4 separate regions of the Mus musculus genome follow, and all the other regions are linked to region 1. A link is a loop called in an ENCODE intact Hi-C map of the cell type or tissue named here. Cell type or tissue: left cerebral cortex. All regions are shown on one strand.

Region 1 (8,000 bases):
TTCCAAATCCTATGGTCTCCTCCCCCAAGTGCTGGATAACAAGCTCAAAGCACCAGGCCTAGCTTCAGAGGACAGTAATTAAGCATGTATTTTGACCATTCCTTCTTTTCAAAGAAGGCAAGCCAGTGAAGAAACAGAAGGAAAAACCAAGGGAGGGTAATCAGAGCAAAGAACCTGGTGTGTCTGTCTCTGTCTCTGTCTCTGTCTCTGTCTCTGTATGTGTGTGGCTTGTTTTAAACTAGGCAAAAAGAAGAGAAAATAATGACAACATGCAAGAAATGGCTTTAAATGGCTGTGAAAATCCCAGGCACGATCTTTTACATCTGTACTTTCAGCACTTGGTAGGCTGAGCCTGAAAGATTGCAGAAGCCAAAGTCAGTCTAGGGAATATAAATGAGACCCAGTCTTCCACAAGAAACAAACTAAAGTTAACTGTCCACCTAAATAAACAAGCTAAAGTTACAAAGTTTTATAAAGTATCAACTTGTAATTGAAAGGCTAGTCACTTACATCATAGGAGGATACAGAACTTTGAAGAGAGAAAAATAGAATCTTTTCCCAATTACTTTCATATGTCAGGTTGATCATAATTCTGAAAGAATAAATTTTGTGGTGGCGGTCACTTGTATTAGAATCCAATTGTGAGCACAGTTTGTTGCCCTTATGCATTCAGAAAAACCAAGAGACTTTTAAAGCTGCAATTGTGTTGGGGCTTAGAACACTGTACACTAAGATATGGTACCTTGGAAAGAGGAGAAAAGAGCAGAGGTATGGTACTTCTGTGTGAAGTTCCCATTTTACAAGAAAGTAGGCCACAAGAACCTCACTCTAGAGTCCTGTCCCATTCCTGGAGGACAAAAAGAATCCAGAAAGACAAGGTCTGTTCAATGCTATTTCCTTACATGTCACTTGATACCAATAGATATTACATCATATCCTCTTTGCCTAATCTTCATTCTGTAAAAGATTATTTCTTCAGAATTTTACATAAAATAGTTTTCCCAAGGCTGTGAGACTTCACTTCTAAATGTTCCTGTGTCCCCTGAAAGCCTGCCAAATAGATTTGCAGTGTCATATGAACACCAGCCACGATCCTTGCAATGGCTACCACAAATGATGTTTCTTACCATAATAACATAATGTTTTCACATTTAGAAACTCCATGCCGCTATTCCTAACCACGATTCAATTATTCTAAAAGGTAATGTTTGAAACACTATTAAAAAATATTCCCAACGTTTTTTCTTTAGACACATGCCACTTGAAAACTATCAGCACCCCAGCTGCGTTCCTTGCTATTTCAGTCACTAAGAGAATTAAATGAAGCGGTTTCTACAGCAAGTCTCTGTAGTAGTATGTATATATTTGCTTTTTTAGTCCTTCATTTAATGAGAAGAGTTTTAAAGCTTCCCTCTCTTATTTTTCTTCAAACTGTTACAGCATGAAATAGAAGCCTCCCCGAGCTAGCGTTCTGCCAGCTGTGGATTAACCACAGCCGGCCACAGAATGGGCTATATAAATAGTAACCTGGTCAAATAATTAGGCTTCTCCCCAGCCTCAGACTGAAAATTTGATCTCTGCTCAAATACATATGATTGTAATTTAAGTCACAGAACAGTATGCCTCCAGAGTCTAAATTTGGCCTGATTCCAAATCTATGTGTTTTACTTTAGAATATATAACATAATAGTATTGTAATATGGATAGTATATATTTGATTTTTGTGAATTTTATAAATAGGCAAAAAACATTAGCTTCTAAATAAGTAGTACACGGACAACTTAATTACATTTTAAAACAATCTCTTACTTTGTAAAGTAAATATTCACAATTTAAACAAGTTGGGATTTGTGCTGTAAGATGGCAAAGATTGTTAAAATGTATGCCAACCATAACTTTTCTTCCCAGATTTATAACCTTTGCTGAGGCGCGTACTCCAGCCTACCGCACGACCAAGAGTCAAAACAGTACTGCTACAAAACGAATCGTTCTGTTCATGTTAGGTTTGTAATACAAGTAAGTCAGGAGTCTATATGTGTGTGCTTTAGAAAAACACTCTATATATCCAGCAAAGTCTTGGGATTTTGTAGTTACGGATGTCTGTTTATCCAGTTAGCTCTGTGTGTCTCTCCCTGTAAACAACTCAAAAGTCAGTTTACATATTTACAGATGGAAAAAATGCTTATCAGAATTAAAAACACAGGGGGATACCTTCATTCATTACAAACAAAAAAAAAAAAAAACAAAAAAAAAAAAAAAGGGAAGATTGGGGTAGAAGACCATTTTAGCAAAGCTTGGTTTACTGCCTAGAAATCTTAACCACTCTAAGGGATTTCTCAGGGTATTTTAAATATAGTTTAAAAAAATGAAATATACAAAGACAAAGGGAAACAATTTTTTTCTTCACCAGTATTTACTTCACTTCAGAGTCATTATTTGGGATTCTTTTAAAATGTCTTTACCTAAGAATGTAAGCTTCAGAATGATATCCATTAACGGTTATTTGAGGTATGAAACATATATGTGTGTGTACACAGACACTTATATAAGTTTTTATTGATTCAAAGAAAATAGAATAATAGGGGTGTTGGTGAATGCCTGCAATCCCAGCATTCAATAGGCTGAAGCAGGGGGTTCAAGAACACAAATATGGTACCATGTTCACAGAAGTTTCAAGGCCAGCCTGGGCTAAACAAGACCTTGCCAGAAATAAAACATAGAAGTATACAGAGTGACAGTGACTCTGACTAAATGGACATACTAAGACAAACTGGGATGGGAAGGGAGACCTTTGCCTGTGCTATCATGAAATACTGATCAGGGTATCCTAGGAGGGCAGAAGCAAACGATGTCATTTTATAATACTGAGTCTCATCTGTGCCTACCTAGTCCTAAAGCAAATACATGCCGGCATTAAGACGTATGCAGTGGTAGCTGAGTGGTTCAGCATCCTTCTGCACTTCACATAAAGAACAAGCAAACACTCAGCTTGGCTGATTGCTAGGGACTTGTAGTTTATCCCCACCTCCAGACACATAGCCATATGAATTCTCGTTTGATCACAAGTTTTTTGTTTTTGTTTAAATATAGACTCTATAACAAAAGAAAAGTAAATACCATACTTCTCAAGTATGAAATTATTTCCAAGGACAGAACTAAAGAAATACTGTCTTAAACATATTAAGATCCTCGCTCACTCAAACAGAAGACTGGGAAAGGTGGCAAAGGAAAAATAAAATAAATAAATACATCAACTCTGTAAAGAACCTGAGAAATAGCTGGGCAGGATGTTCTGTTTTGAGTCTGAGGTCTTCCTAGGCTATGTCCTGGCCCTCTTTGGCCAGTCTGACTCATCTCCCCAGATTGAACTTCCTAGTAAAGTCCAATGTAGATAGACAAAGGCTCTTTTCTAACAATCAACAATGTTTAAGGCGTTGAAAGGTGGAGCTGGGATGGATCTCAAGGCCAACCACATCTAGGCCAGAGTCCTCTCGGTGAGCAGCAGTCCTAGCCTGAAGCAGCATACAGAATGCTGCTGAAGAGTAACCGGCAGACTTAGGAAGGATCTGAAAATACACACAGGGAGTAGTCAACAAACTCTAGTCCTGACAACTTGCTTCTGTGCTGGATCTGAAATATCTCCCCACATGCTCATGACTTTGAACATGTCACTTCCTCCTGGAAGTGCTGTTACATGTCAGACACAGGCCTGCCTAGGAGAGAGGTCAATAAGATCAGGCACTTGAAATACACCCACTGCAGCCGGGCGTGGTGGTGCACGCCTTTAATCCCAGCACTCTGGAGGCAGAGTCTGAGTTCGAAGCCAGCCTGGTCTACAAAGTGAGTTCCAGGACAGCCAGGGCTACACAGAGAAACCCTGTCTGGAGAGAGAAAAAAAAAAAAAAGAAAAAAGAAAAGAGAAGAGAAGAGAAGAGAAGAGAAGAGGAAAGAAATACACCCACTGCATTTTGACCTGTGCTTTCAGCTTGTGGGTTTCTGAGTAGTCAAACCAAAGCAGGTCAAAACAAACAAACAAAACCCAAAGCAAAACTAAAGCAAAACCCTAAGAAACAGACTACCCTTAGCTGGGACATTTTATGTTACAATGAAATACATTATTACCCTGCCTTTTAAAAATGTTTGAATGTTGCTATTATATTTAAACTACAAATGTAGTTTATAGCATCTCCAGAGGAAAAAGGCTGTTGTAGGGAATATTTTGCAGACATTACAAAGGATGAGAGTTAAGCAGTAAAGGTAACATTTCATGGTCCATATGTGTTTAATCAAACATGACAAAGGTAGTATATGTACTGTTAGTGTGATTACAAACTGTATAATATCAATGTAAAATAAATGGCAATGATGGCACATGCCATTAACCTCAGCACATGGGAGGCAGAGGCAGGTGGATCTCTGTGAGTTCGAGGCCAGCTTGGCCTACAGAGGGAGTTCCAGGACAGCCAGGACTACACACTAAAATAAAACCCTGTCTTGAAAAACATAAACAAAACAAAACAAAAGAAACGATGAGAAGGGATTCATGAAGAGAGCTGGATGCTGCTGCTAATTTATTTTAAAAATTAGTGATATGGTTACTTATGCTGGAGATGAACCAGAGTTAGTTTGTTCGATTGAAATGAATATCTACACAGTCAGAAGACATTTATAAATACCGAGAATATTAATTCAATAAACAAGAGTAAGTACAGATAAACGGCTGAGGATAATTCTACATTTCTTCTTGCACAAGGCTCAAAAAGGAACAAGCTAAATGTGCAATTAGTGACTTTAGTAAATATAAACCACTATTTACAGAAACAGAAGGGAACGAAAAAAATGTATACTTAAAAAAAGAAAAGAAAAAAGAACAACAGAGTCCCAGGAAGCCTAGACTAGCGCTACAGCGGGAAGAAGGCGGAGTGCCAGATGCCTGTCTCAAGATGTACCACTGTTGTCTGTTTTAAAGAATATAATTAGCCTGTTTTCAGTGCTGTAACTAAGGTGCCATAGTAACATCAGTTGGAGAACAGGGTTGTGAGAGTGAATAAATTAGAAGTCAAAAATAACCAACCCAACACCCAGATAACATGTTTTTCTCCTCTTAGTGGCTGCTACATGTTCTGTGAATCTCCCAGAGAGTAAAATACGTTTCCTTGTAGGAGTGGGAGAGATCAAACACAAATTATGACAAGCCATAGTTCATTGCTGCTGCAAGGACAACACTGGCTTTGACAACCATTAAGATAATGCATAAACCATTTGCAGTTATGATACTATGATATGCAGTCCTTCACATGAATGACAGCAACTGAGCCGCCAGAAGAAATAACTACAATGAAGACACCAGTGATGGCTGTGAGGTCTGCCACAGCGGTCAGAACATGTTGTGTCACGGGAACAGAAGGGAACCAGCTCCCTCCGTCTTTCTGCCTCTGCAGAGCGTAGAAAGCACGAACACAACCATCCATTTCTCAAATATCTAAATCTTTACAAGGACTAAAATACCAGCAACTTTAAGTAGACCATTCTTACCATCAATGAAGAAGCCAGTTTTCTTTGATCACATGTAAGTTCCTCAAATATAAACACATGAACACCCAAACAACCAAAGCAAAGACAAAGCAAGAGGCAGAAAAGTGTTGTCAAAGAAACATGGATTTTAGGAGGGCAACATATGTGGATATTTAAGCTCATTTTGCTGGAAAAGAGAATACAAGCTATCTTAGAATCCGTTTGAGGGGGAAATATATGTACACCAAACTGAAACACACCTTGAAATAATATGTATACACACACACACACACACACACACACACACACACGGCCACAGAGTCTGGGGAGACAACTCAGCACCGCAGAGCTGTGCCGTTCTTGCAGTGGACACTAGTTTAGTTCCAGCAACCACACTGAGCTTACAACCACTTGTCTGTAAGTGTAGCTCCAGGGGATTGAACTACTGGCCTCTGCAGGCGCTGGAACTTAGGTGTGCACATCAAGCATACAAATACTCTTTAAATGTTTTATATAGGGCTGGAGAGATGGCTCAGCAGTTAAGAGCACTGACTGCTCTTCCAGAGGTCCTGAGTTCAATTCCTAGCAACCACATGGTGGCTTACAATCATGTGTAATGAGCATCCGATGCCATTTCCTGGTGTGTCTGAAGACAGCAGTGTGCCCACATACATGAAATAAATAAATAAATAAATCTTAAAAAGAGTTTTATATAAAAAATCTACAACAGTTTTCAAAAGTTAGTGTTAGGGATCAGGAATGGTATGAAGAAATAACATAAATGGCACTGTAACCAGGTGGAGCGACTGCAGCTCGGTGAGACCTAAGGGGACGGATGAGTGAGGCCTCAGGGATGGATGAGTGAGACCTCAGGGACGGATGAGTGAGAACTCAGGGGACGGATGAGTGAGACCTCAGGGGACGGATGAGTGAGAACTCAGGGGACAGATGAGTGAGACCTCGGGAGATGGATGAGTGAGACCTCAGGGGACGGATGAGTGAGACCTCAGGGGATGGATGAGTGAGGCCTTAGGAGATGGATGAGTGAGGCATCAGGGGACAGATGAGTGAGACCTCAGGGACGGATGAGTGAGACCTCAGGTGGACTCCACCTTCCGTGATTGAAACTGAGGATTCCTGCTTTCCTTCTCTCTCTTCCTTCTCCTTTACTGCTCTTGAACTTGTGGGTGGAAGTAACTCCCAGACCTCCTAGTATGCTTAATTTTAGGTTTTGCCAATCTGTCCCTTACTAACTGTGTACTTTGGGCAGTCTAACATCTCCAGACCTTACTCTTCTCATCTTTAGGTTGGGAATAATAAAACTTCAAGGCTGAAAGAATTAAATCAGAACACAACACAATGCAAGATATCAAGAGTATGAATTTAAGCATGTTTACACTGTATTAATATATTACCACAGAAATATAAACAGTGCCCCTCCCTTAGGAATGACAAGTTCTTTTTACAGCCCTCAGTTAAAATGCTAAACAAAAATGTGCTCTTTAGCTGAGCCCCTTTGAAATATAAATACATAAAACAAACCCCATCATTCCCGTTCCAAAAGCTCGCCACGCCTCTTCTCTCTCCTTGATTTAATCATCCCATGTTCTGCTGACAGATTAATCACCCCAATCATTCTTCTTTTCCTAGTAAATTAAATCCAAATGCCTCACACCCAGCACTCAACTCTCCACAGCAGCGCTCCAACTTACATAGCCAGCCAGCTGTGGCCTCCATGTTTCCACACATCTGTCCATACTTCAATCACACACAGTGATCTGTCTCTCCCAAACAAATCTTCAGTCTTTATACTGTTCCATGAAATGTCCATTACTTGACCTCTTAGAATTGGACTGCTACCTCCAGGTCTTCAGCCTTCCTTCACCCCACAAACAGATCTACTCATTGCTCTCTGAACTTCCAAAACAGGCAACATGAGTTGAATAACTGATCTTATGTCCTTAATAACATAAGGGTCGCACATTCCTCACCACCTTTAAAGGGGGAGCACATCCATTAGTCTCCTGGAGCACAGAGCACAGCACCACTGAGGGTTTTCTTTTTTTAAGACTTTAAATGCATTCCTCTGTCACTGAAGTGCTATTTTGAAAATAATGAAAATTAAAGACTGATGTATTTTTATGTATTTATGGAAGTGTGTATCCATTTTAGAGTTAGGCAATTCCTTTGCGTTCATAGGATCTGAAACTTCCTTAGTTCACAGAACCTTTACAGTCTGTTATTTTTCACGGTATCCTAGCAAATGCCTAACAGTTCTGTTTTGTAGCAAGTAGGTCCAAACAACTTAATGAGTAACATCTTAACAATTTGATGCAAGTTTGAGAACAAAATTACATATAAATTGAAGGAAAGAAAGTCATTGAAGTCACCACATTATACACAACTGGGAAATGTGACCTTGCGGGGCCTTGCATAACCCTTCCAGCCTTTCATTCCAACCAAACACTGCAGTTCTCCTTCCTGCT
Region 2 (8,000 bases), 55 kb before region 1:
TACACAGTCACCACACATGTATATTATTTTGTTTCTCGATGACGAATCTGCTTCTAATTCATTTTATTAATAGGTGTAAATATCACAAATTCACATTTCTTTAAGGAGCTTAAAGCTTACATAGTATTGTTCAATCAACATTCAACTCACAGTTTCTATGTGTGGTACACAATATTGAGTATGCAAATAAGGGTGGAGTTACTAAATCTCAATTACATTTATTTCTATAGTTACATGAGTGGGGTGGCTCAGCCGATAAAGGTGCTTGCTGCCAAACCAGACGACCTGAGTTCAATACCCACACCCACATGGAGGAAGGGATAGAACTGATTTCAGCAAGTTCTCCTCTGAGCGTCACACATATACTGTGTCAGGCAAGTGCCCTCCTAACAAATAAATAATATAATTTTAAAAAGTTTCTCTAGTCAATATTACAAGTTGATGTATAAAACAGAACAGTTGACATTGTTCTGGCTCAGTACCACAGCCATCAAAGATTCATAAACCCAGTTAATTATCTGTCACTTAACCTGGGTTCATACTGAAGTTAGTGTTTTCTAACAGTCAATTAGAAGATAGTATTATGCAGACAGAAACACGGTCTTGACTGTATCTTGATTTTGCCAACAACGACCACATGGAGTTTTGAATCTTGACAAGATTGTCCTTCTAGTAGGTAAACAGAACGGAGACCAGAAAATTAAGGCTAATTATCAATATTTTCCTTACAAAAAATTATCTGATGTTATTTTTTAAAAGATGAAAGGGAGACAGGACTCAAATAAGAAGCTCATAAGCAGGATAGAAATTAATCAGCCCTAACAACTGGTAAGTACAACCTTTGGAGATTTATTTGCATAACGATAATTTACGGGCGATAGGGTTGAACTTATTTAAGTGACATTATAGCTCACTATTCTGTCTTGCCCTAACACTGCTGCAGCACGGAATTCTTATGAAATGTAATGCAGCTAATGAGGTAGCTTTTTAACTGAACAAACTGACAGGCCCCATATCTGCAGAGGCAGCTTGAAACTGTGCCCAACCTCTTGGCTTCCCAAGAGGCTTTTCAAAATTCAATAAATAACATCTGTAGGCGATGTTGGGTGCAGACCTAGCAGAGTGCGTCATAACACTGTGCTGGCAGAACAAAGAAACCATGACGACTGCCAAGTTTCCATGGCAACTGCAGCGAGGCTCTGAGAGTATAATAGCACATCAATCACTGTCCAAAAGAACTTCATTATCAGCTAGAAAAAACCTTTAGGATCTGTTTAGTGTGCAATTGTGGGTTAACTCACCTCAAAGCCTTGCTCTCTAGCAAAAGTGGCAGCTTCCTGAAAAAAAAAAAAAAAAGGACAGTTAATTATAAAGTGCCAGATAATGAAGAAATAATTCATTCTGAAACTCATTCAGTCTTCTTTTTACACAATTATCTCAAGATACTCACATAGATTAATTTTTATTTTTACCCCAAAATATTTCCTTTTTGTCTTGGCATGAAAAACAATGGGCCACATGGTGTCAACACACTTCACACGCCAGGACAGGGAAGATGCTATGTGTTTTTACAGTGGCTGCCAATGAGTTCAGGTGTTCTGACCTCACTCAGAAAGGAAAGGCATTCACTTGAAACCCAAGGACCAGGCTGGTGGTTACACGTGTAATTAAAAGAGTACTTTTCAGGAAGCTCTTCTGGAGATGAGAATGCCTACTAATAGATATATAGATGCTGGAAACAATTATTTCCCAACCCCATGATGAAATTTATAGAGACAGGGGTCACCAGTGGGTTGTTAGAGTCATTGAGTGATAGGATGACAGGGAACCGGTTCTTCCCATGGAATCAAAGCAGCACAGATTACATGCTGGCCACGGGGAGCAAAGTGAAACTTTATAATGGAAGGGACCAAGCTGTCATCATTGTAAGCCTGTGGTCAGTCCTATCCACTAGCATCCCTCATAGTGGGATTGCCAAATATCCTGTGCCCCAGATATGGAGAATGGAGTTCACGGTATCAACCAGGATGTAGTCTAGCCAAAATATCTTCGCACCAATTAACCAAAAGTTTAGTTCAATAACTTGTATTTATGAGAAAAAGAGAGGAACAATTAAAGGAGAAAGTGAACGAATCTGTAAGGCGGGCACATTTACAAAGCAACTAGTAATGTTTCTTTAACTAATGGCAGCCTCAAAGATAAACTGGGAAGGGAAATGAACAAAACCAGCATATGACTGCATCTTATTTTAAACCAAACCAGCTGTGAAAGATGTTTCAACAGAGGTAATCTGAAAATCAGAGGATAGAAGGAATCGTCAGTTTGATATTAGGAATGATCAGTGTGACAAGGAAATTGTCTTTAACTTTTAGGGCTGTGTCCAGGAGTATTTAAGGGTAAAAAGCCACATACAAAATCTGTAACTTGGAATACTCTGCGAGAACAAAAGGAAGCGAACTTGACAAAACACTGGAACCTAGGTCTAAGATATACGGGGCGAATGCTTCCACTCTCTATACCCCTCAACCCCACCCTCCTGGGGTCTTGCTATATAGCCCTGGCTGGCCAGGAAATGCTATGCAGGCAAGACTAGCCACAAACTTGTATAGATCCACCTGCTTCTGTCTTCCAAGTGCTGAGATTAAAGGTTTGGGTCACCGTGCCTGGCTTTTGTCTAAGAGGAAAAGGTTAGAAAAGTTAACACCTAAAAGAATGTTTAAAAATTTTAATACACAAAGTTCTTCTAGCCTTTATACATATACATGTATGAGCACAATTTAATGAACATTATGCCATATGCTAATGCTTTTCTAACAGGCTACTGAAAGACAAAACAAAACAAACCACCCCAAACCAAAAAAACCCACCCATATCTATGTAACTAAGTCCTTACGCTTTCACTGTTTAGCTCGTGCATACATTTTAATTTTAGGAATCATAGAAAATGGAGGCAATATTACTTTTCATTTCTACTTCCCTCTTGAAAGTGAAAAAAATTGCAGACAACTGTCAAGAGTCTCTACATCTTAACTCACATTCCTCCAAAATTATCTTTGCCAAGAGATATTAATAGAAGAATGGGATTTGAGCCCAAGTGGTGAGCAGATCCAACTCAACTAGAACGACTGCTGCACCAAACCATGTAAGGCAGAAAGTACAGCCAGTGCCTTTAAAATAAATGTGGACAGTTCCTCCATGTTGAGGGAAATACTAATTAGGAAATACATGCATGTACTTATGGTCCACTATACTAATAACAGATTTAGAGAACCTATACTTTTGGGGTGTGGAAAAGTCAAAATGCGTGATTATAGATCAACAGTGGAGTTAACAGCAAGTCTTAAGCTGAGGGTTGATCCCCTCATTCACTAGAGAAAGAGCAGGCTGACTAGTGAGCCACAGTTGACAATGACACGCACACGCGTACCACACACACACACACACACACACACACACACACACACACACCACAAACCCTTGATGAATGGCTCAAGTAAGCAAGGTTACTCTCATTTCAATTTCCTTACAAAACAATGTTTATAGTTCACAAATAATATTTGCTGGCTGAGATATCAAGTCAAGTGAAAGGTTGAAAAGATATCAATGTGTTGTTTTCTAAGCCATCATAAATTTAAGTAAATGAATTCTTAGACGAATAATGCAACTGAATAGCTCTGGTGAAAACTACTACTACACTTACTATTATTTTAGATTTATTTGTTTTATGTATGAGTGTTTGGCCTGCATATATATTTGTGTACCATGTGCATAGTTGGTAGCTGTACTTATCAAGAGAGGGCATCAGATCCCCTGGAACTGGAGTTACCAATGGTTGTGAGCTACTGTGTAGGTGCTGGGAACCAAGCCTGAATCCTTTACAAGAGCAGCAAGTACTTTTAACAAGTAAGCCATCTCCCCAGCCCCTAAGAACTACTTTTCATGCCCAGCCTGGGCAACAGTGAATTGTAGGACACAGGGTGGGGGTGAGGGGGCTTCAGGGTCATTAAAAGAAAAGGAATCTGAGGAATTAAAATTGCTCTATGACAGAAAGACTGCAAGTCCATGCAGTAGTTAAACTGAGGCAAGGAGCAGTACTAGGAACCGAACTCAGGCCCTCAAGGTGCTAGAAGTGCCACATTACCAAGTTAAATCCCACATCTGGAACACTATTTGTATGAAAAAGGTTTTTAGATAACACAGGTTGGAGTGTGGGGAATCATAGAAGTGTGTCACCATGCATGGCTATGTTGTTTTAATTTTTAATGCCAGCTTTTTTGATCATATACTAATAAATTAACTGTAACTTGGTAAATTACAGAATAATGGCAAGAATATACTTATATATGTATTTTTTCTTTTAGACAAGAGCTCACATTATACAACCTAAGTTGATCTGAATCTTGGTATGTTGTCTGAGCTGGCTTTGAACTATCTCTGTTCCTGCCTCCATCTCTCAAGTGCTGGGATTTTAGGCTGTGTCACCGTGCTTTGTTATTAGACGCGTTCTCACGACCGGCCAGGAAAGACGCAACAAACCAGAATCTTCTGCGGCAAAGCTTTATTGCTTACATCTTCAGGAGCCAGAGTGCAAGAAGCAAGAGCGCAAGAAGCAAGAGAGAGAGAAAACGAAACCCCGTCCCTATTAAGGAGAATTCTCCTTCGCCTAGGACGTGTCACTCCCTGATTGGCTGCAGCCCATCGGCCGAGTTGACGTCACGAGGAAGGCAGAGCACATGGAGTGAAGAACCACCCTCGGCACATGCGCAGATTATTTGTTTACCACTTAGAACACAGCTGTCAGCGCCATCTTGTAACGGCGAATGTGGGCGCGGCTCCCCACATCTCCCCCTTTCCTTTTAATAAGAGCAAATAGGCCACCCATATTAATGAGAGTGGAGATAGAGGTCAAATCCCCAGTGTGTAGGTAAAGGAGCCATGTACAGGATTAGCTCTTAGGCTCACAGGCTTTTACCCAGAGCAACCCTGACCTGCTCCCGTGTCGTTTTGCCTGGGGGAAGGGAACTAGGACACTGAACCTTCATGAAAGATGACATGTCTCCCTAGAATAGGCTCATATATGCCGCAGAGCCTTTCCATTGCAGTGCTTAGCCGTGCAACTCTCTCGGGCTGCTGAAGCACACTCACTCTATCCCGTGCAATGAGACTAGCCTCATGGGATATAAGAGCTGAGTGGCCAGCGACCTATTGCCTAAGCATAGATATATCAGGGGAAGCTCCATGTTCTAGTCCTGCAAGCGCCTGGGCAATAACCACCTTGTCTCTCCTAGTTTGGGCCTTAAGCTTACAGACCAATCAAAGAAGCAACACTAATCCACAGCAAAGTGTATCTCCAAATAATATTAATCCCACCCATTTTTTAAAGAAGGAAAATGCTGAGGAGATCCAATTGGGTAATCCTTTGGTCAGGGACAGGTCCAAGCGCGTGGAGTTGACCTGAAGTCTCAATTCCCGAAGGATCTGTTCAAATTCAGCCATCCAATTCTGTAACATATACTGAAAAAGACTTTTTGACAATTTAGCTGCCCTAGTAAATTTAACATACTGAATGGAAATAACACACAATCCCGGAAACTTTTGTTCACAACCCTGCTGAGTTATTTGTCATAATACATCTAGTTGTATCTGGACAAGATCTATGAGTTGATTAACCAGCATGAGACCTCTCTGTATCTTGACATTAGCTGAGGCCTGTTCATCTATGACTGTAGTCACTGAGGCTGACAAAGTGTTAATGGTGTCAGTCATCTGGACCTGTCCAGACAGAGCCAAGGCTGTCTGAATCAAGGCTAAACCCAGTTCCTAGTTAGTGGTAAAAAAGCAGGAGAATACTTGAGCATTATACATCACCGTCATCTACCTTTTGTAAGGCCTGGTTAGCAGCTAGAGTAAGAGCCCTAGGGGAGGAGATATGAGGATCTCCTTCTAAAATACCAAACAAAGGCCTTAGCTCAGCGGAAGGAATCTTTAAAAAAGGTCTGAGCCAATTAATATCTCCCAACAGCTTTTGAAAATCATTTAAGGTATGGAGGTGATCTCTTCTTATCTCTACCTTTTGGGGCACAATCTTATCTGGGGACACCACAGAGCCCAAGAATTGTCCTGTATCAGAAATTTGGACCTTTTCTGTGGCTATCTGTAAACCCCACTGACTTAAAGTTTTAAGTAGAAAAGGATATGCCTTTTGTAGCATGGTAAGGTCTTTATGGCACAGGAGGATGTCATCCATGTAAAGGAGCAAAATTAAAGAGGGGAATTGTTCCCTCACTGGCAAAAGAGCTTCTTGTACATAAAGTTGACACATAGTAGGACTATTGGACATTCCCTGTGGTAAGACCTTCCATTGATACCTCTTATCAGGTTCCATGTGATTAATAGAGGGGATGGTAAAGGCAAATCTGGGCCTATCTCTTGGACACAAAGGTATAGAAAAGAAACAATCTTTAATATCTATAATAATTAAATTCCAGCCACGTGGTAAGGCGGAAAGTACAGGGAGACCCCTCTGTACTGGGCCAAATAAGTTCATTTGCTCATTAATGGCTCTGAGGTCATGGAGCAGTCTCCACTTTCCTGACTTTTTCTTAATTACAAAAATTGGAGTATTCCAAGGTGAGGTAGATGGCTCAATATGGCCTAGTTTTAATTGTTCCTCTACCAGTTGAATCACAGCTTCCAGTTTTTCAGAGGATAGGTGCCATTGAGGAACCCACACTGGGTCCCCTGTTTTCCATGGTATGGGTCGTGCTGCCCCAATGGCCACTAAGGAAAACCCAGACCCTGTCTGTCTTGGTTTCCATTAGGTGAGATGGGCTCTATCCTTCCCTGTTCTTGATGTCCTAACCCTTTTCCTTCTTTATAACCCATCTTTGCCATGATATTTTTTGCTTTAGTTGAATACCCTCCCGATGGGGCGTTTTCATTGGACAAAATAAGGCCCAAATGCTGCATAATATCCCTTCCCCAGAGGTTAACCGGGAGTGGGAGCACATAAGGTATGAATTTCCCTTGCTGCCCTTCAGAGGATTCCCACGTCAAGGCAATGGAGCTTATAGTGGGACATGATTGATATCCTAGGCCCTGTAATGAATGAGATGACTCTGTGGTGGGCCATGCTTTGGGCCACCAATGTGTAGAAATTATACTTTTATCTGCTCCGGTATCAAGGATGCCTTCAAACTCTTTTCCGTTGATCTTAAGGCGGAGCTTAGGTCTATCATTTAAAGATACAACCAAATAGGCAGAATCATTTCCTGAGGAGCCCATTTTCTTTATCTCAGGTCCTGCAGATTTTTCCCTGGTATTATCAGGGAGGAGCAGCAGCTGAGCTATCCTATCTCCTTTACTAATAGAAAAAACGCCTTTAGGGCTTGAGCACAGGACCTGTATTTCAGGGGAATGTTGACAATCCATAACTCCAGGGTGGACTACTAAGCCCTGCAAGGTGAGTGAACCCCGGCCGAGAATAAGGCCCATGGTTCCCGGGGGCAAGGATGGTATAGGCTCCACTGGCACCGGCTGAATACTCATTTGAGGCATTAATAGGAAGTCGGAGGCGGCACGCAGGTCCACCCTTGTGGGTCTTCCTGGGTCGCCTCTCTGACTGCTTCCTGGGTCCTGACAAACCGGTTCCCATATCTTTGAGGGCCCTGGGACCGAGGGCCCGATGACCCGTTTTTTGGCACATAAGCTGATTGACTATCAGGTGGGGGAAGGACTCTGCCCTTTATATCCCTCACAGAGCGACACTGGTCAGCTCTATGATAACCCTTGCCACACTTAGAGCAAAGAGTGAGAGTCCCTCCCTGTTTACCTGGAGCTCTGCAATCTTTCTTAAGATGCCCAGGCTTCCTGCAGTTAAAACATGTCCTCCGATCATTTCTGCCCATGGAGCGGTTCTGAGATTGAAGGATGGCGGCCGCTAAGCCTGCATTGGTGAGAGGTCCCCCAAGCTCTCGACAAACCCTGAGCCAGTCTTGTAA
Region 3 (8,000 bases), 160 kb after region 1:
GTGCCAAGCTGCAGCATGAGGTAGCAAGGAGGTTTCATAGTGTGTGCTGTGCCTACTCAGCTCTGCCACAGTGACGACAGCGTAGTCATGAAGCACTGAAAGGCTGTCTGTCGCTCAAAGTACTGCAGGTTGACTTTCAAATATCATTCACATAAGACTATTAAAAACTAGAAGAAACAGAAAAACTTTTCTTTACTTCCAGGTCATAAAGGTCAAGTGGAATGACAGATTTGGTCAAATGTCTTAGTTTGACAACCTCTAGTTTATATAAATTGCTTTTTGATTTCAACACAGATCATTTTTATACAGTGAACAAGTAAAATGTTTGTTTTACCAATTGGATAAAGAGAGCAATGACTGAACCCACTGAAAGAAATTATTTGTTTTGAATCATTCTTAATTGTTCCTGTAAACAATTCTGCTTTGGCCTGGGAGATGGTTCACCATATAAGGGTGCTGACAGCCAAGACTAAAGACTTCAGCTCAATTGCAGGGAGGGATGGACAATCAGACAGAGAGACAGGCAGGCAAGCAAACTTTTTCTGAAGAAAAAAAAAAGCTCTCAAAAAAAAATGGATTAGGATTAGAGAGTGGCGTCAGCAGTTAAAACCAACGGCTGTTGTAGATTCTGTTCCCAGCATTCACATGGTGGTTCACAACTCCAGTTCTAGGGATTAAAGGTCCTGTCCTGACATACTCAGGCACCAGGAGCACCTGCAGTGCGCAAACATACACTCTGGCAAAAAGGATGCATAAAATGAAATTTAAAAGTAAATAAAAATTTAAGAAGTTCTGTTTTGCACTCAGAAAATTATTATATTCATGCAATGTACTATCCTAAGCAGTGTGCAACAGGTAAGAAAATATAAAACATAATGTATACCTTTTACTATCTATTAGCTTAAAAGTCATATACTAAAAATAAAAGTAATTCTGGCTGGTTTCTTCTGAATTAGTAACCTTGGATAATGGCAGTTCAGTTACATAAACATAATACAGAAAGTATGAAACTTTAACAAAATGAAACACTTCAAAAATTTACTATGTATGCTTAACTCAAACACTTCCCCCACAAATATAATAAAATTTATATTTCTGCAAGCAACAATTCCGGAGGTTTGTATCCATTACTTTTCTATTGATGTGATAAAACGCCATGTGATCAAGGGAACTTATAAAAGAATGTGTTAAGTTGGCCAGCAGGAACAGTTGAGAGCTAATGTCTCAAATCTTAAGTAGGAGGCAGAGAATGCTCTTTATAGTAAAGGCTGGTTAGACTTTGAACCAGCTGACACGACTCCTCCAACAAGGCCAAACCTCCTAATCCTTCCCAACAATTCCAGTAGCTTATTGACCATTCAACTACCAGAGACGAATAAGGAACATTCCACTCAAACCAACACAAGTTTGATTCATTTTGTCCCATTCTTTTTAAGTGGATTCTTAATTTTCCAATGTACAGCTAAAACTAATCTTTAATAAGACCTGTTTACACCTTAGCAAGAATTGATTTGGAGAGGGATCCATCTATGCTATGTTTCTCTTATAATAACAAACTTCTTTATACATAAAAACAATTTGAAAACCAAAAGGGACTTACATTTTTGATAATATAAATCTAAACTTCAAAGAGGCTTATATATCCTCTTTACAACCTCAAAGATGATTTATAATCTCATTACGGCTTATGAAGATGCCCATATTCTGTGCCCTTCCCAATTTTATGTGTTATTGAAATTTAAGGAATATGCCAATAAAATGTCTAAGACAAGGATGAACACTCTTACATCCTTTCATACATCTTAATGTTATCAATATTAACTTTTCTATCCATCACCTATCCACCTATGTGTCATAGGTAAATGTTCAATCCACACCACCATGTAAAGTGGAAATGGTGGTGTATGGCTGCACTCCCAGCACTCAGGAGATCAAAGTGAAAGGTCATTGTAGGTCATATAGTGAGTTCAAGTTCATTCTGGGCTATCTCAAAAAATAAAGTAGGGTCTAAAGAGATGGCTAAGGAGTTGAGAGTTCTTGCTGCTTCTGCAAAGGATCAGGGTTTGAGTCCATCACCTATGTAGCAGTTCACAATCATCTGTAACTCCAGTTACAGAGGATCTAATGTCTCCAAAGACACAGACTTACACACAAGCAACATACTCAAACATATAAAATAAAATTTAAAAATTGATCCGGGCACCGGGCGGTGGTGGCACATGCCTTTCATCCCAGCACTTGGGAGGCAGAGGTAGGAGAATTTCTGAGTTTGAGGTCAGCCTGGTCTACAGAGTGAGTTCCAGGACAGCCAGGGCTACACAGAGAAACCCTGTCTTGAAAAACAACCACACCAGCAAAAAACAAAAATTAAAAAATTAAAACCAACAACAAAGCCTAATCAAACTACAGTGAGATCCCCTTGATCTACCAGTATGACTCAGGCTTTCCTGTGTTCTGTGATAATGGGTACTGACCTCAGGATCTTGTGAATGCAAGCTAAGTGCTTTGTCTAGGATCCACAGCTACTCAGAAGAGCAAAGTGAAAGGTCATTGTCTGAAAACAGTGGAACGAGTGGAAAGCTCCTGGGAATTTAACATTTTGGAAAACTAAAATTGTAAGTATCTTTAAAATGTAAGATTGAGCCAGTGTATGCAATCCTACAACTCCAAGGGAGATAAGTGCACGTGGGGCATAGACGAAGGCTCAGATATCAACATTATTGCCAATACAGCCAAACTAGAAACAACCTGGATATGCATCAGGAAAACTGAAGAAGAACTGAGATGGATTCAAGGAACATGGACCAAAAGAAAATGAAGACAGCATGGCTCTCTGCATGCCGTGAGCAGCCATTGTCACAGTGACAAGTCAAAGAAGCCAGAGATCCAAAAATATGCACTTCATGGTCCTAGTTATTAAACCGCTAAAACAGCAAAACTAAGTAAGTAAGCTCCAGTGTTAAAAGAGAGAAGACATCATTGGGGAAAAGAAGGGGACCAGGTGCTTTTGGTCTGCTTGCCAAGTTCTATTTCCAGGGCTGGATGGCTGTGAAACAGGTATGTTTACTCTGAGGTAATCCATTCAGCTGCACACGTGTGATTTGTATACTCTTCTACGCGTTGTATGTAGTTCATAAAAAGTTAACAAGAATAGTGCATATTAAATTGTGCCGAGTGCTTTTCTAGCGCCTATGAAAACAATCGTAAAAATTCCCCAGAAGTCTGTTAATACAGGGCACAGTCTAGGACCAACAGAAAAGGATAAACTATAAAATAAAGAGGAACTTAACCAAAAGCATCAATAACTACTTTATGAAATTAACCATTATCTACAAGTATGCTCCATATGCTGTCCTAGAAATGACAGGAGTCCACATTGGAATAACAGCTTTTAAAAAGTTAGGTTTCACTGGATAAGCTCTGCTGTTGAAAGCAGCAGAGAAGCCCACAGGCTCACCTAATCTGGACTTCCTGAGCAAACAGACACCCTTAGGAGACATGTAAAGAAAGCACAATAAATTATATCAGCAGAAGTCAAGTTGTGGCCCACTCTTTTAGTCCCAGCACTTGGGAACAGGCAGACAGAGCAGGGTTCGAGGCCAGCCTGGTCTACAGAGCTAGTTCCAAGACAGCCAAGGCTACACAGAGAAACCCTATCTCAAAAAACCAAACCAAACCAACCAAACAAGTTATATTAGCAGATAACCTAATTAGAACAATTCTTTCATTCTGAAATAAATCTACTATAGTATCAATATATGTTTATATTTCGTTTATACTGTGGTTAGTCCTTAAATTATGGCTTGGTATAGAGAAAAGTATTAAAATATTTGGGTTATTAACTCTATGATCATCAACCACTAATATATTTGTTTTTAATTATTTTTCAGTTGATTCTTGGTGTTTGTAAATGATGTGTGGTGTTCATTCCTAGCCTACACATTGAGGCCAGATGAAAACTTTGTGGAGATGTTTTTCTCCTTGTACGATTTCATGGGTTCTAGGGATTAAACCTGGTCATCGGGTTTGCTTAGAAATCACCTTCACCTGCCTCTCTCTGCTGAGAAATCTCGCTGACCTCTTAGGTTGACACTGGTTTTACAAAACTGTAGTCAATTTAATAACATTGTAAATAATATTCCTTTTATTAGTATTTGCCGATCTCAGTCATCTTTATCTGAATCTCATTATCTAACTTAGAACTCTAAAAATCCAACCTGCTCACTGAGCTAAGAATATAAAAGCAGAAAAGGTAGTTCAGATTTAAAAATTGGGATTGCAGGACCTTAAGATTTCTAAATCTCCAGTATTACATATGTTGCTTTGTTCCAGATGGGAAAGATGAAATATGCAATCAGTGTGACATATGCGATACAAAGGTATATAAAATTAGACCCCACATCTCCCACATCCCTTGCTCCCTACACCTTAAAGAATCTTGACTAATAGAAAGCTCCTAAAATAAAAATGAAGTGATATAGGCATTTTTTTAACAAATGTTATTTGAAAACATTTCAATAACCACAATATGGACAACTACCATGAAGCTTTAGCCACTGCTGTTTACTGTATAAATAAAATAATTCCATAGAGCTTATGCTGGCTTTCGACTTGTCTACAACTAAAAAAACAGTCCACACAATGCTTTGTAGAAAATGCCTGACATCAGGGCTACTTTTTTTTTTTAATCAGCTGAAGACAATAATGAGCCAAATGCTTCTATATCCTTTAGTATATATTTTGCATATGGGCAATAAAATGTTACAAAACATTTTCCATTTTAAGCTTGTTATTTGGCATAAAATCTCCCACAGAGCTTAACTTATTATTATTATTTGCTACAGACTCTTCCTAAAAGCAAGAGCAGCCCATTTTCTCCAGATGACTCATTGACTAAAGGTACAGCCGAATGAAGTGTTCCAACTTGAAATACCAACAGCTAAATATAACCTTCCACACAACATTAGAAAACTCGATCTCTTTAGTCTAAAAGAGATCGTGAAGGGTCACTCTCCCCAAACCCAGGAAGCTCCTGAGGTGATCAGCAACAACAAGAAAAAACCAAACACCCGGGCCTTTAGGAAAAGAACTCAGAAAACTAAAATGCAAAATCTTCACAAGTCATAAAAACAAACAAAACAGTTGGCGTTTTCTTTTCATTCTTTAGGCAAATTGCTAATGCCATACGTAACCTTGTCAAAAAAATGCCAAATTTACAAAGCCATCCAAAGTGTAAACTTGAAAAGGTTTTGGCCATTACACAAGTGAAACCCAGTTATAGGTGCGTCACTTGAAGTTACCCTTCAGAAGAATAGGGAAATACTTAGTCTTATAAAAGGGTTATTTTTTTCTAGATGCCTATCTTGAATATAAATGTAGCATCTAACACTGACTATCGGAAGTACTGATAGTGTTTCAAGTGAGAAGAAAGCAAGCTAGCATGAGCCCATTACAGCAGGTGACACCTGAGCAGGGCATTCCAGCAGGTGACACCTGAGCAGGGCATTACAGCAGGTGACACCTGAGCATGGCAGGAACTGAGGAATGATGTTAATTTGCAACCGACATGGGGAAGCTGAGAAACAACTTCTGGCCACCTGAGTCCTTGGGTTTAGGACCATTAAGGCCCAGCCAAGCTCCTGTTCTTACATGAGTCCAGTTTGGAAACATCACTGAATTCCATTTGTAGTCAAGATTACTCTAGTTACACTTCCCGTCTCTTGGGTCTATGAATCCTAAACGCATGCAAAATATTATGCTAAGAAAGAACGAGGTGATTTTCCAGATGGTTACAGGAAGACATGGATTTTCAGGTATATTATGACATCATGTACTTCATCTTCCCCATCTCCAAATGAGAATTCTTTATGCCCCACCATGGGTACACTGTGCCTGCTTCTTTTGGAGAAGACATAGGCAGCTCATCCCCTCCCGAGCCTAGCTCCAGAAGATTGAAACACTCTTCTGGCTCTAGGACACACTGGACACATAACCACACAAAGAGACACACACACTAATGTTTAAATTAAAAAATAAAATCTAAGAAAGAAAAAAAAAATAGGAGGGGAGGCAGTCATCCAGAAAATATCAATGTCTGACATAATGTATTTCTAAATCAGATAAATTTTAAATGCAAACTGTTTTTATTTAAATTTTATAAAAAATAGATTCATATAACACATGAATTTACTTTTATAGTTTTGTTTTCCACTGAGTCAGTAATTCATTTGTCATTTACATACATAACTTAGTTAATAAGACATAGTGCCCACCTGGTTCTCCTATTTCTCGTTTCTTTATTTCTTGTTCTTCTGGCCTAACCTTTAAATGTAGATTTCCTTGACCCCTAGCTTGTCTCTTCTCACCTAGATCTATTTTGAATGACTGTATCCACACACTCCCATGTACAACTCCAGCAGTACTTACACTGAGGTTTAGGATAAAGGGTGACCTACACTGAAACCTCACCTCTTTGATACCCAGACAAGTGACTGTGAACAAATGCAGCGCCTCTTGTTTCTCATCTGAGAAGCTTACAAGAATCATAGCAGCAGCATTTGAAATGTATATAAAGAAAATATCTAAAAATAAATAAATAAATAAAAAGAAAAGATAAAAAAAAAAAGAATCATAGCAGCTACTTCATGTGGCTATGTTGGTAGCTATTAGATGTATAATTCTGGCAAATCACTTTGCCTCCAGTAATTCAGTGGGAGATCTGAGGCCTGCAGCTGACTTGCCACTATCTACACTGACCCATGCTCTTACTGTAAGGCAAGTTAACTTAGCCATCACTACCAGAATGAATAATTCCTTTCTTGAGACCCTGCTGAGGCCAGCAATATTATGACTTTCTTTTGACACTAAGAAAATAGAAACAGGAAGATGAGAAACTGTTAGTCAACAACCAGGGCAAGACCTATCATCCGCATTTTGGTTCCTCCTTGGAACTGGAAAGTGCCAGGGGCATTCAGTGAAGCCCTGTCAATAGAAATAGTTACAATGGCCACAATTGGCCAAATTGTTTAAAGAACACACTAAGAAAGAAAGAAAGAAAGAAAGAAAGAGAGAGAGAGAGAGAGAGAGAGAGAGAGAGAGAGAGGGAAAAAGGAGACAATCTAGGAAGCGGTTTACATACGGATGCATGTGAAGAATATTGAATTCTTAAATGTCTTACACTATGTTCTACACATCATCATTAATACAATTTATTTGTGATTGACACAATCGCCTACCACCCAGTAACTTAAAAATCATTTTCATCATTGCCTTTGTCCATAGTATTTTTAGAACAGGTACCAAAGTGTTCCGAGAACACAAGGAGTCCAAAGCTCCTGCACATCTTACAGTAACCTGGGCTACTGCTCGCTCGCCCCGCTAAGCAGGCTAACTGACTCAAGCTTCAGACCCTGAAACAGACCCGATAACTTCTCTCTGGTATTTTTTTCCCAATAAATAATTAACAGTCTGTCATGGACAAAAGAACAGATATCCACTAGATGATTTTCAGACACTGTAAATAAAAAATGGCGCCAACGAATATCTGATTTTATACCCAAAAAGTCACTTAGTAATACTATACTAGAAGATAGCAATGAACAATTTTTATCATAAAGGTTCTGTAAAAAGAATGAATGGAATAAAATGGAGATGTAACATTTACGTGAAGGTCCATGCACATTTCCTGGGGAGTCTCACCTGTTCCGATCACCCTGCTATGTCAGATCTTCTTAATACCAGGCCTAGCTCTAAAGCAGCAAGACAACTTCTTTATTAAGGTGGTTAAATTCAACAAAGGAATAAAAACTAACTCTTATAACTCTTAAAAGCTTAAGGGAATTATTACATTTTACGGCTATTCATAAGATTTTAGTACATTCTAAATGATCCAACTACAGTGTCTTTCCATAAGTACTCTGGTATCATGGTACAATTTTAATCCTTATGCTTAAGCCCCTTTCACAGTTTATAGAAACAAAGCAGGTCTGATTCACAAGCAA
Region 4 (8,000 bases), 58 kb after region 1:
AATTTATGAATCTGGAACTTATGTTACACATGAAACCCACAAATCTTTATGCCCAGAATATATTAGCATATGTCTCCAAGTTGATGGTACCCCAGGTTTTTTTGGTTTTTTTTTGCAAGATTCAAATACAAAAACCTTCTCTTTAGAAATACATCTTCATTGAAGCATGAGAAGTTACCACAAATAATGAATACTAGTCAACACCTTGGAAAATAAGGCAGCTCAAATAAATGGAAGCAGAAAATTAGCAAAATAAGAAACGGAAGTTCTAAATATTAAGCTAGTTGGAAATAAGCTTAATTAAGGAAGCAAAAGAGAGGACTTTAAAATAAGAAATGAGAGTTTAGCATAAAGAACAAGAAACCATTGTGATAGTAAGAAATGAAAGCAACAGATATAAAAACTGAATAGATAGTTTAAGAACAGAAATTACTAAAGACAAAATTGCAACAATAAAAAGTAGATAAAAAGAAACTATTCAGAACATAACAAAAATGGCCAAGAGTGGTAGAACAATTAGGGACACACAAGCAGGTAAGGTTACACATATATAAAATAAAGCCCAGGGTAATAACCACAACATTCAGGATAATGTTTACCTTTGGCCTGGAGGGATACATAGTATGACGAAGGGTACAGAGAGATTAAAATATACTGACTAATACTTCATTTGAGTGATGATGCTGTGTGATTCAGGACAGCACTGTGTACAATCAGACCCAGTTGAGTATCGCTGTACATGTCCCCTGTTACAGGTACCAATGTTGCTGCATTGCTACTATTTAATGTCAAGAATTTACATATCTCAAATGTCCACCAGTCTGAACTTGTCTGAGATTTTGCTCAAACAGGAGGCTGGAAGAAGAACATCAAAGAAGCCAAGTTTCTGCCTCCTCCTCACGTCAAAAGCCCATAACCGGCAACTTTGACCTCACCAATGGCAGGCTGGCTTCTTCTACTTTTACCAATCATTCCCTCTGGTTGGCAAATACAAGACCCTCATGCATCTCTTGTATTTTCCTTAGCAGAACCCCAAACCAGCTATTTTTCCAAGTAGTTCTAGACCCTTTCATTGGATACTGAGGTTTATAAAAGTAGATCTGAGTATTGGATTGGTTGTTGGCACCAGAGAACCGCTGTTTCCAGGGCCTCCCAAAGGGACATGAATAGGAAACATACGTATGCTCACTAACCCACGTGCAGGCACATTTCTAAGTTTTTCTGTTTACCCATCTTCACACATTAAAGGAAGCATGGGTTCATATCCTATGGATCATCCTAGTTATCCCATGCACATATTTATCTGTGATTTACAGTCCTTTTATAACAGCAAGAAATTTGGCTTTCACCTTCCAACATCCATTTACTTCACCCCAGCACACACCCAGAGTAGGTTAAGAATTATGAATTTCCAACTCAAAAGGAAACAAGTTTACTAACTAGAACACAGTGTTTATAGATTATTCTTTTTTAAAATTTAGCTTTTTTCTAGTGCAAACACTTTCTTTTCTTTTCTTTTCTTTTCTCTTTTCTTCTCTTTTTAAAAATTACTTAGGCTAGCTCCTTTTCTGCCACTCTTGAATGAGACTATGTCACACATGTGCAATGTAATTAGATATGTTCAATATCATCTGTAGGCTACCCCGAGATGCACACATCAGATTTCAGGTCCCTGTGTGCAGCTCTAGCAACTCCAGTAAATCATGTGCCTACTTACACAGCACCACCCAGAACAGTGTCCTCCCGTTAATGGCTGCCTGCCACAGTCAAACCATTTCTATTATTTGTCACTTACAAAAATACCAAGGGGCCTCTCTTCCCACTGGGTATTGCAAACTTTATATGCCCCAGTACAGGGGAATGCCAGGGTCAACAAGTGGGATTGGGGTTAGGGAAGCAGGGCAGGGGGAGGGTATAGGGAACCTTCGGGATAGCATTTGAAATGTATATAAAGAAAATATCTAATTAAAAAAAGAAAGAAAAGCAAAGCAAACAATGAAATGGATAAGCATTGTTTTTCTTTTAAGATTTAAATTAGAGTAGTTTATTTACCAAACCAATAAGACCACATGGTACTGTGTTGTAGTTCATCACAGTTCTGACTTTCAATCATATAAAGGTAAATGGGGGTCCGTCATTTACTAAAGAGTAGAAATTTCTTTTTAGTTTAGGCTAATGAAAATGTGTATCCCTTACTATTGTGTGAGAAATAAATGGGATTTATAAATTAAAAAAAAAGTAAAAGAAAATAAAGTTCTGCTATACATGCTCAAAAAACAAACAAACAAAATACAAAAAGACTCTCTGCTGAGTAAAACTTAAAATTCTAAGATAGATATTCCTTATGTGGTAGACAGAGGAAAATTACTGTTTAAAAAGCTAATTAGCATTTAGGGTTTATAAAAATAAGTGTGTAGTCTCAGGTGCAAGGACAGGCACAGAAAACCCGGAGTTAGCCGCTGCTCTTCAGTGATCTTCCATTCCCCGCAGCAGGACAACAATTTCGACATTGTTGAGCAGCAGTAGAGTTGGATCCCAACACCAGCAACTAGGTTTTTGCAACTACTTTTTCCAGGGCAAAAACCACAAACTTTGCTTTAAAAAAAAATCAGGGATTAGATTATTTTTTTTGTTTTTTAGAGGGAATACTAAAAATGAAACCATACTATGGTGACAAAAAATAGACAACCACCTTAGACACTACTCAACTCGGCTCCAGTGATTTTGTGGACATTAGTTCCTAACAGATGAGTCCCAATAGCAGCAGCTCATTTTCACACATCTTGTGTACTCAGTGTCTGAAGGACAGTTCCTCAACTAGACTGACAGATACAAGGCACAGCATTCATGCTGCCGGCTTGCACTACCGCCCGCACCCTTTCCATACATGACCAGTGCACACAGTTGTCGTTTTATTTACATTTAGTAGTGTGTTAAGTTTATGTGCTTCACAGAAAATCTCAGAGTCATGTCCCAAAGGCAGAATCATTTGGGTGATGTGATTAATTATGTGCCTCTAAGAGGTATAATCCTCTATCATAATCAGCCAGTATCATAATCAGCTGAGGACTTTCAGGTTTTTAGCTTCTCCCCCTGGTGGTAGTATCTAGGTTCGTATCTATTTAAAAAACAAAAACAACAAACCATGCTGCAAGGTTTACAGCCACTACATTCAAATATTGGGAGGCAATTTGGGGATAAAGTAGATTTAAATGAAATAGAAGCAAATCTCAGAACTCTTCTAATGTTAGCACTCACCTCCTATGCCTAGCTAGTGATCTCTCTTCCCCCCTCTCCTCTCCTCTCCTCTCCTCTCCTCTCCTCTCCTCTCCTCTCCTCTCCTCTCCTCTCCTCTCCTCTCTTCTCTCCTCTTTTTCCCACAATGCAATTACAGCCATTACATCATTGTAAATTACATGCTGGGGTTATCTCAGTAGGTATCTGCCAAATGTAAAACTTACAGAAGGTCTTCAATGTAATAATGATGTTTTATCATTTTAATTACAAACTCTTTAAAAAACTCCCTAAAGTGTACCAATTGGGGTGGTCTAAATTAACAATATCTTGGTAGCCCAAGGGTAGCAAAAATAGATTGAACTACCAAATTTCATCATCCTTATAGCAGCTGTCTTCCTGCCTCTAGGAAGCTGAGTATTTAACAAAGCAGACAGCTTGGCACTGGCGTCTGATTAGCAGCGTGTGCATTGTCAGACAGAATGTGCTTGGCTCTTCTGTTCCAGGGTTGGATTAGAAGCCTGCAGAGCACTGGGACTTTATTCTTCAGGCTTCTCAGAAGTAAATAAGTTCTGCGTCGTCTTCCTCTGTTGCTACACCTGGCAAACTGATTAGGTGCCTTCTTAGTAATGTGCGCTATCAAATGCTAGACAATTTAAATAAAGGCTTTCAAGGATAGTATCACAAAGGATGAAATTTGTCAATTTAAAAATTACTATGGTTAAGCATAATATGTATAAAAATTATTTCTCGAAATAAAGTGCTTTGAATTATGTTGAACCTAAATATTAAAATATTGCTTGTGGGGGAGGAAGGGTGGTCATTTTAGAGTATATAAAAATAAAATTATATTCTTAAAATATTAAATATAAAAGATTTTTTTCCCTGAACTCACATGAAGCATGCTAGAAATAAAACACTGCTTTACAAGAATAATATTATTTTGCTGCAGGGTACAAAACATTAAATTATAAAAGGGTGACTCTCATTACCTTTTCACCAGAAATTTCTTTGAAAATTTATTACAAATGATTGTGCTTATTGGCAGAGTTCAAAATCAGCAGAGTCCACGCAAACAATCTACTTCAGTGCGAGGTACATTCTTTTACTCTATCGGATCCGTCGGAGGTAATCAGACTGGATGTTTTATTCAACAGGGCTGAAGAAAATTGTTCTACAATAGGTTAATTCAAAATGGCAGCATAGAAAATGCATCTGTCAGTGGGGATCAAATTACAGGGCAAGCTCCTCTCAATGCTTAGAAAAACAAGTCTGCAGTTCTACAGATTATGTGCCTGTGTGTGTTTAAAGGGGTGGGAAAGGAGCTAAATATCCGAGCTAACCTCCAATTAAAGTCAATCATAAAAACAGCCAATTTAATGAGTGCAGATTTCTTTGGGTAATTATAACACCAACCACTTTTTTCTCTTTTAGATCTGTAATTCTGCCTTCTTGTTATTGCTTGCTTTGTCACTAATCGCCTCAGGACCTTGATTTCCTAGCAACAGACTGCCACCAAACACTTGGCTCCTGTTCAACATTTTCTTTGTGAAAAATGGCACTGCTGTTGCCGCCTGGGCTGCTGCAGCTAGACTGGCTGTGTAAGTGCTCTAATAATGTATTCCACTGGAAAAAAAAATCACATGATACAGGGTGCGAGGACTGAGCTCAGTTAATTACTGAGCTGGGAAGTTTATCTACAATCTAAAAGCTGTGCTGGGGGAGGGGGCTACAGGATTAAAAAAATGCATTCCTTCCATTATTAATAATTTGAAGGTAAGAATTTGCAAAGAAATATTCTATTTTGAGGTATATAAGTTTATTAAGGATTAGATACAAAAGGCCAATGTCCTTAAAATGTTGCTTGATGATTTCTTTCTCTACAACATGGCCCCAAACACACAAAAGAATCACAGAACAGTTTGCTGCAATTTAAGAGAGCAAATTAACCTATGTATCTGTCAGCTGTGTCTTTCCTACTTAAGGCAAAATCATTTGTATATGTAAATATGCTGTATGGGATGGTAAGAGGTTTTCATTCACAGCGTGAACAGTACATACTGAGAAAACTGAACATTCAAAATATTGTGTTTTGGTATATTGTACACTTAAGTAAATATTTAATAACCCATGATAAGAGTAAAGATGCTTATCATTACTTGTGAAACGATTCAATTGGGACTGAAGAAAATCAGACCTTGTGATTAGAAACCCTGTGATAAGGTAACATAATGTGATTTTTTTTTTTAACTGGGTAGATTTATTAAGATTTTTCATGTCTTCGAAATACTGCCACCCCTGGTAATGATAGTTATGGAAATTAACATGGCATGTCAGCTATGGTTCACTGAAGCCTGGCTCTAACTCTCAGAAATGCGGCTTTATAAGACTGGCATGTTTCAGGACTGCTGTCACGATATGATAATTTAATATACCCAAGAGTGCACTAAGTATTATGGAAGCATCTGTGAAACTAATAAGCCAGTGGCCATACTGATTCTCACCAGTGTCTACAGACTGTGTAACAAACTTACTACAAAGTAGTCGCAATTCAGCTCAGCTGAGGGAGGGAAAAGGCTAGAGGGTACCTTAAAACCATCACGATCACTAACCTTGACAGATGAAATAAAATGAAATTACAGAAGCTCTTTAGCAGAGCACTAAGCATTAAAAAGCCACTGATTATATCCAAGAGTAAAAATATGTACATGCCTTTAAAAAGTGAATAAATAAGGCATTTGACTTTAAAGAATCTGCTTATTGTTGATAATAAGCCACATTGTTTCAACTGAGTCTGAGCCAATAGTATATTTTTACAAAATATAATTCTTGGTTGACTTAACAAAGGAAACACAATCGCCCATCAGTTTTAGAAAATATTGATAATTACTATACAACCATATCAAAATATCTGCGGACTGCAGTAAAGCTGGTTGATGTTTACAGGTAAAACATTTAAAAGTCTATATTTAGCTTATTACGTATTCCAAATTAAAGACACACTAAACCTAGAAGCCACACAAAATGTGAAAAACATATCTGAGGCCTTAAAGAGGGCTATATGGTGTTTGCTACCTTGAATATATATATATCAGTCTGAAAAATATAACTAAAATCATTGGAGGATTATTCTCCTTGATATTTAACTGCAAATTCTGACTTATCATTTAAAAATGGGCTGGATTCTTCACAGAGTTAATTAAAACAGAAGTTAATACTTTAAAAGATGAAGTCATTTAAAGGCTGACGAGGAGGCTGGGTGGAGTGTAATGTGGGAATCAGGTGGTATAGGAGAAGTGGAGTCATAGAGAAAAGCAGTCAAGGGTGGTTGTCAGAAGCACTGGTACAAGACAAGAAGAGCAGAAGTTGGAAGAGAAGCCTCCTGTCTTTCAGAAATCTTCAATGATTTAGAATTGTCGATAACTTTAGTGACAGTAGAGCAATATTAGTGAAAAGGAGATTATGAGTAAGTTAAACTCTAGAGCTTTAAGGATCTGTAAGCAAGGAGGCCAAACAATGAAACACAATGGTGCAGTCAAGCTCCTGGGCTCAGAGGATAACTCTCTACACAGACGAGATACCCAAGTTGTTCTGAGAATAATTGATGGGATATATAAATACATGTGAAAACAGGTCTCCCAGGGTAAAGACTGGAAGGAAAAGGGGGGGGGGTCACTTTGCACCATCCTACCCCCCAAATACAAAAACCACCCCCTGAAATCCCATTTATTGCATTTTTACACAAATCAGAAAAAAACTGGCATTTTAAGAACCAACTCTAAAACATGCATACACTGAAGAAATAAATTAGAATGGAAGCCAAAAGATCTTCTCTTGAAGACCTGCAGTAGAAAAATAGGCAAGAACAAAGGACAAAAATATACATACCACTCCCATTATATTTGCCAACAAACAAAGAAAAGCATCCTAGCTGTCTGACTAGAAACATTGAAAGTTCTTGTAGTATGACACTCGAATGCTATACTGAGAGAAGCAAGTGAGCAGAAGATGAACTCCAGGGGCAGTGCTAATGGACACAAGATGTCTCTTAGTGATGATATAAATGTTCTACAATTAGATTATGATGACGGCTGCAGAATTCTATAAATGCACAAACATCCACTGAACTGTGTATATTAAATGGTGGACACAACAGCATGGATATACTGCAATAAAGCTGTTAAAATTGATTCAATCCCACTTGTCTGGTGGACAGATACAACACAAGTTATTGATTAAATCATACTGAACTATAAAAATTTTATAATATGATCAGTAAATATGGTGGGATAAAGTCTGTCAATATTCAGGGCTATTTTTTTTTGTTCAATTTCTATACCTTTCCAAAGACAAACAAATACTTCAGCAAATATACACTATTGTCATAATGTTTATATATTTTCTCTCTTGTTCATATTTATTATATTCTGTAAAGTTAATATTCTCAAGCTATTTATTGCTTGCTGCTCTATAATACTGAAAGTAAATAGAAGCAAATATACTTGAGTCGATGATTTACTAATTAATTTAGTGTGTTATGTGTACACATATGCTTATTTTCTTACAAATGTGACCAGGATACAGCATGATATCCAATTTCACAAGAAATTCTAAACTCTCAATGTATTGCAGTAAGTCCACAAATCCAAAGCTTCCAGCCTATTTTTACACTTGATCTTAGCCAAAAGGCCGAGAAGCGATTCCAGCCTATTTTTAGAGTCTATGCTTTTACAACCAAGACTACCTTATTTCTTTTAAATAGGTAA

Evidence for each region. A loop is a pair of places that touch in the nucleus more often than their neighbours do. Peaks named below come from ENCODE experiments on the same cell type or tissue, not always from the same donor. Only the 100,000 strongest peaks of a DNase experiment are listed, where the experiment ranks them.
Region 2: it touches region 1 in a loop (4-fold over the local background); 3 of 42 quality-filtered maps call a loop at or near these places.
Region 3: it touches region 1 in a loop (3-fold over the local background); 2 of 42 quality-filtered maps call a loop at or near these places.
Region 4: a loop joins it to region 1, with 3 times the contacts of the local background. A loop is called at or near these places in 2 of 42 quality-filtered maps.

The regions. Positions count from the first base shown.
Region 1 is chr14:21,307,698-21,315,697 of GRCm38, reverse strand. The region is part of intron 6 of Adk (adenosine kinase); the gene reads right to left. Among named protein-coding and RNA genes, the nearest start is that of Gm52152, 110 kb to the left of the region's middle. In left cerebral cortex, no CTCF peak of the experiment used is centred here; DNase peaks (open chromatin) are centred at 1,090 and 4,978; H3K27ac peaks cover 483 bases.
Region 2 is chr14:21,362,408-21,370,407 of GRCm38, reverse strand. It overlaps Adk (adenosine kinase), which reads right to left. Exons shown (of 11, transcript NM_134079.4): 8 at 1,302-1,337. Among named protein-coding and RNA genes, the nearest start is that of Gm52152, 52 kb to the left of the region's middle. In left cerebral cortex, no CTCF peak of the experiment used is centred here; DNase peaks (open chromatin) are centred at 1,097 and 3,084; H3K27ac peaks cover 2,899 bases.
Region 3 is chr14:21,147,402-21,155,401 of GRCm38, reverse strand. All of the region lies in intron 3 of Adk (adenosine kinase), which reads right to left. Among named protein-coding and RNA genes, the nearest start is that of Adk, 99 kb to the right of the region's middle. In left cerebral cortex, no CTCF peak of the experiment used is centred here; a DNase peak (open chromatin) is centred at 4,966; H3K27ac peaks cover 604 bases.
Region 4 is chr14:21,249,224-21,257,223 of GRCm38, reverse strand. All of the region lies in intron 6 of Adk (adenosine kinase), which reads right to left. Among named protein-coding and RNA genes, the nearest start is that of Gm52152, 170 kb to the left of the region's middle. In left cerebral cortex, a CTCF peak has its summit at 3,092 (motif pointing left); DNase peaks (open chromatin) are centred at 2,713, 3,717 and 4,779.